Linked DNA regions of Homo sapiens: region 2 is linked to region 1. A link is a contact called in ENCODE Hi-C or POLR2A ChIA-PET data. All regions are on one chromosome and are shown on one strand. Each heading gives the region's core, a stretch centred on a gene start or an enhancer-like site at or near the end of the contact. The rest is flanking DNA. Distances are from core to core; before and after follow the strand shown.

Region 1 (2,700 bases), core at 163-2,662:
AATAAAATCAGTAACACAGTTAATAGTTTCGTATCACTGTTAAGTTTTTAGTTTCATTGGTTATATAAGCTGTTAACATAAGGCAATATGGGTGATGGGTATGTGGGAACTCCCTTTATTACCTTTGCAACTTTTCTGTAAGTCTAAAATCATTCTTTTTTTAAGTTAAAACAGCAAAACTACCAGTTCTTTTACCTGCTTCTAGCAGGTGCTCAAAGAGGGACAGAGCAAAACCTTGCAAAGCATGACATTAGAGGGTGTCCCAGAAGCAAGGGTCTTCTGTAGCCCCAGGCACTGCTGCTCCCAAACTGCATGGCCTTTCTTGGCAAATGATTTACAATCTCCGAACCTCAGGTCAATGTCTTAAAAACGGGCACAGAATGTCTTTTCAACAAATGGTACTAAGAAAACTGGATATCCACATGAAAAAGAGTAAATGTGGACTCATACCACATATGAAAATTAACTCAAAATGGATTAAAGGTCTAAGAGTTTAAATTATAAAACTCTTAGGAGAAAACATAGAGGAAAATCTTCCTAACATTGTATTTGGCTATGACTTCACTGCGACACCGAAAGCACACGCGACAAAATAAAAATAAAATAAAATAAAATAAGACCAGAAAAGCAAAGAAGGGCAGCATCCCTTCCCGTCCTGATAGCTGCCGGATTTTACCCCAATCGTGTTTCTGCTTCCAGGAGCTGTCCGCGCGTCGCCTCTGTTTTATCACTAAGGTTTTAATTGTGAATAAACAAGGAACTGGATTCGAATGATTTCTTAGTTTCTGAGATTTTTTTGTCTAAGCATCGTAGACTTCGTGCGTTCTCAACCCAACAGGAAGCGTCACATCTCAGTGAGCTTCGGCTCTCACAGCCCGAAACTGCAAGGAGCTCCTCTGCCCGGCCTCTCTTTACTCCTCCTCTCTGCCCCTCAGCTCGCTCATCTTTCTTCCCGCCCCCTCTCTTTTCCTTCTTTGGTTCTTTGAAGTGATGAGCTAGCGCAACCACAAACCATACATTCCTTTTGTAGAAAAACCCGTGCCTCGAATGAGGCGAGACTCAGAGAGGACCCAGGCGCGGGGCGGACCCCTCCAATTCCTTCCTCGCGCCCCCGAAAGAGCGGCGCACCAGCAGCCGAACTGCCGGCGCCCAGGCTCCCTGGTCCGGCCGGGATGCGGCCGGTACCCGCTCCCCGCCGGGAACAACCTCTCCACTCTTCCTGCAGGGAGCTGGTGCCAGCCGACAGCCGCGCCAGGGCCGCTCCGGGTACCAGGGTCGGATCGGGTGACGTCGCGAACTTGCGCCTGGCCGCCAAGCCGGCCTCCAGGCTGAAGAAGGACCCGCCCCGGCCTTGACCCGGGCCCCGCCCCTCCAGCCGGGGCACCGAGCCCCGGCCCTAGCTGCTCGCCCCTACTCGCCGGCACTCGCCCGGCTCGCCCGCTTTCGCACCCAGTTCACGCGCCACAGCTATGTGTCCCCGAGCCGCGCGGGCGCCCGCGACGCTACTCCTCGCCCTGGGCGCGGTGCTGTGGCCTGCGGCTGGCGCCTGGGAGCTTACGATTTTGCACACCAACGACGTGCACAGCCGGCTGGAGCAGACCAGCGAGGACTCCAGCAAGTGCGTCAACGCCAGCCGCTGCATGGGTGGCGTGGCTCGGCTCTTCACCAAGGTTCAGCAGATCCGCCGCGCCGAACCCAACGTGCTGCTGCTGGACGCCGGCGACCAGTACCAGGGCACTATCTGGTTCACCGTGTACAAGGGCGCCGAGGTGGCGCACTTCATGAACGCCCTGCGCTACGATGCCATGGTAAGACCCGAGCCCGCGCCCGGGATAGTAGTCCCGGACTGAGAGAGGAGCCGGGCTGGAAAAGCAGCGGATGGCAGAGTGTGGCAAGCCTAGGTCCAGGGCGCGGAGAGATGTGGGGATAAAGTGAGACTCCGGCCAGTGTGCCAGCTGGATGCATAGAAGTCCCTTGGACGATTCGTCTTAAACGGACGTTATTGCGCCCCCACTATGAGATGGGAGTATTTAGAGGAGCAGGACCCAGTCCTGCCTGCGAGGGGCTTAAGGTGGGGTGCGTAGAAGCACTGACAGTTATCCAGAGCTAGGGACTGAATCGGATCCCTCACGCAGCTCTCATTTACTGCTAGATCTTTCAAAGAATGCTTTATCTCAATCTAGATCTTTCGAAAAATGCTTTATCTCAATCTTATTGAAAGGGAAACCGCGTCGAAGAAGCTGAATAAATTAACAGGCACCATCCCCGCAAAAAGGGAGACGTGATAAGAATGGACACCAGATCTCTTTGACCCCGGAGCTTGAGAGTAATTAAGCTCACAGCTTTGGGGTAGATTCTCTGTTCAATTACCTTCTATGTGACCTTGAGCAAGTTATTTACTCTTTCTTGCCTCAGTTCTATCCTGTATAAAAATAAGGATTATAATTGTACATAGTGCACATAGTGTGGTCTCTATATTATTACCAGACACATAGTGTGGTGTCTATATATGTTGTTATTACCAGACACTATAATATAGGGTTAAGAAAAGGAAAGAAAGAAAGAAAGAGAAAGAAAGAAAGAAACTTCAGAGAGAGCCAAAATGTGGAAAGACTTGGGTTTCAAAGGATTTCAATAAAGTAGGTTTGGCGGCAGAGATTTAGGAAGAGTCCAACTTAAGAGATAATGGGCTCTTAAAAC
Region 2 (2,768 bases), core at 107-2,606, 3.6 Mb after region 1:
ATCAGGCCAAGCTTGAGGACTGCAACCCAGGACCATAGATTCAAGCTGCCCTGAATATACACTCGGATTAGCAAGTTACAAGTAGGTTTTTAAAGGAAAAGAGGCAGCTCCTAAATTGTTTACCAATTTACATTAAAATATCGTGGGCTCTTGACTAGCTATACATTGTTCTTTGTATCTTAAATTTCAGAAACTTAAAGATAATGCGTAGGCAGCTAATCAGGAACAAAATGCCTTTAAACAATTGCCCCAGGCATTAGTAGTGAAAGGAAGAGAATGACAGCCTGCCTACTTCGCAGAGCTGAGGTCTGATCTATTTTTCTTAGTACCTATTCGTAAGGGTTGTTGTGAGGTTAAAGTGAGACAATCTATGTAAAGAACAGTTCCTGGAACATAAATGCTTGATAAATTATGGCCACAATTCTTTTTTGTGGTTGAGCAGTGCGGGGAGATCGCGAAAAATTTCTATTTACGCGCAGCTAACAAAATACTCTATGTTGCAGAGCTGTTTCACTTTCTCCCTTTGAGACGCAAGCCGGCTTGCCGCCTCCTCAAGTAACCAGGCACAATGTTCTGATCCCAAAGTCTCACAATCCTTCAAGTATGAAATCAGTAAAAACTCCAACTTCCATTTATGGATTTACGGAGAACTTTTTATACATCGAGGGGCTAATTCAATCAGTAAGTCACTTTGATTTTTACTCTGATCACCGAGACTAATAAGCAGCGATGCCGAACCAAGTAAATGAAAGAATCGTGAGCCATACTTCAGTAGATAAAATTTAAATGTAGACTGATTTTCTTCACGATTGCTAGGGAAGAAATCCTTACAGCGTACTTAGAAATCTTTGTTTTAAAATGATAACGCTGTTATGTTGGGCTGAAAATAAAACGGATACTTCCCCAAGGTCAGCAGCGGAGGAGGCAACCGTGGCCTTGCCAAAGTCATCCCCTCTTCCCAGCCCCCGTTCTTCCTGCCGCCCTCCCCCTGCCCCCTCCCTTCCCCACCCCCATCAACAAACTCCGCCGGGACATTTCAGTACCACCACTCCCTAGCCCGGCGAAGCGCAGGGGCGTGCTGGGGAGGAGTAAAGAGGGTGGGGCGGAAACCCAATTTCATTGTTCGCGGGACCGATTCTTCCCAAAAGAGCTCGCTGGCAGCGCCTGCGCAGTGCGCCCTCTTTGTGCCAGGCTGCAGCAAGCTGGTTGTTTGTGTGTGTCTACCCGAAGCTGCGGAGGCGGAGCGAGGGGGCGTGGCCTGCCTTGTCGCACTCTAATTGGGCTTTCGCAGGAAAGTGGGCGGGCGCGGGGCGGAGCTTCCGATAACAACACTCGGAGCTGGGGCTGTGGCTATTTGTTGCTGCGCCGCCACCGCCCGAGTCATGTTCCGCGATCTTCTCAGGCTCTCCTAGCAGCATCCATCGCCGCCACCCTATCTTCACTGGCTTCATTCACCTTCTCCTTCTCTCTTCGTTGCTGAGCGACAAGCTTCCTAGCGCTATGACTGTCGTCTCCGTCCCGCAGCGGGAGCCGCTCGTCCTGGGTGGCCGCCTTGCGCCGCTTGGCTTTTCCTCCCGAGGTTACTTTGGGGCCCTCCCGATGGTGACCACGGCTCCGCCTCCTTTACCCCGGATCCCGGACCCCCGGGCACTGCCCCCGACCCTCTTCCTCCCTCATTTCCTAGGGGGAGATGGCCCGTGTCTGACCCCCCAGCCTCGCGCTCCAGCAGCTCTGCCCAACCGCAGCCTCGCCGTGGCGGGAGGCACTCCTCGGGCAGCGCCGAAGAAGCGGCGAAAGAAGAAGGTGCGGGCCAGCCCCGCAGGGCAGCTGCCCAGCCGCTTCCACCAGTACCAGCAGCACCGGCCGAGTCTGGAGGGCGGCCGGAGCCCCGCGACCGGCCCGAGCGGAGCGCAGGAGGTCCCGGGCCCGGCCGCCGCCTTGGCCCCGAGTCCTGCAGCCGCAGCCGGCACGGAGGGAGCCAGCCCCGACCTTGCCCCGCTGCGGCCCGCGGCTCCCGGCCAAACCCCCCTCAGGAAAGAGGTGAGGCCGCCAGGGGGCCGTTGGGGAGTCGGGCCCTTAGACGGTCGCGGCCGAGCTCTGGGGCTGCAGACCCTGCACCCGGGGGGTCGGGCGGGTGGGGGCGGGGTGGGGGGGGCGGCTGTTTACTCGGGAGGGAAGTTTCCGTGACGCCCGCTCCATTCTTGCTTTGGGGGAAGAAGGGGGAAGGGGAGGCATGCGCTGGCGCTTCTGATTGGCTCCCAGGAGTCGGCCAATGAGAAGCGCCGCTGCGCCCCAGCAACAGCCCCGATTTAGAAGGCTGGCGGCGTTCCAGGGGGTTTCGGCGTTCCGGGCGCGCGGCGGGGTGGGGGCAGGGACAGGGCCCGCGGGAGGGCTGACGTCAGCGCGCGCTACGTGCCCGGCGCTCCGGCGCCCATGAAGGAGGCGAGGCCGGGTGGGGGCAGCTGGGGAAGGACTGGGCCCGGCTTTCGGCCTCCCGGCTATCGGGAGCCCCAGTCCTAGTCGGTGAAACGCGGAGACGGCCTCTAACGTCCCGCCGTAGGGGGTGGAGTGGGCTCCGAGCGGCTGGGTTTCGTTTGGTTGGAGTTGTGCCAAAATGTGAGGTGCCCGGTGTGGGACGCGCAGTCCAGTTGGGGCTCTGCCCGCCTCGGGCCTGACCTACTTAGTGGTTCCAAGTTAAGAGTTGGCAGGAGCCGCACAAAACTGATTTTATTACTTTTGCCACTGTGGTACTTCGTGTTAGTGTGTCC

The links. Hi-C counts contacts between places; a loop is a spot of excess contacts on that map. ChIA-PET counts read pairs that join two places held with the same protein, here RNA polymerase II (POLR2A). Pooled maps may share reads with other maps.
Region 2: a pooled map shows a loop between it and region 1 (5-fold over the local background). The contact joins the promoter of PNRC1 here to the promoter of NT5E in region 1. A Hi-C loop is called at or near these places in 9 of 50 pooled maps. POLR2A ChIA-PET finds 5 or more read pairs at or near these places in 2 of 52 experiments (GM12878 and naive thymus-derived CD8-positive, alpha-beta T cell).

The regions. Positions count from the first base shown.
Region 1 is chr6:85,448,671-85,451,370 of GRCh38, forward strand. It overlaps NT5E (5'-nucleotidase ecto), which reads left to right and starts at 1,413. Exons shown (of 9, transcript NM_002526.4): 1 at 1,413-1,808. The coding sequence starts at 1,470. RefSeq lists a silencer at 1,206-1,475.
Region 2 is chr6:89,079,395-89,082,162 of GRCh38, forward strand. PNRC1 (proline rich nuclear receptor coactivator 1) reads left to right here and starts at 1,357. Exons shown (of 2, transcript NM_006813.3): 1 at 1,357-2,040. The coding sequence starts at 1,501. It overlaps PNRC1-DT (PNRC1 divergent transcript), which reads right to left and starts at 1,186. Exons shown (of 1, transcript NR_187250.1): 1 at 768-1,186. RefSeq lists enhancers at 462-551, 2,070-2,768 and silencers at 982-1,191, 1,242-1,391, 1,782-2,161.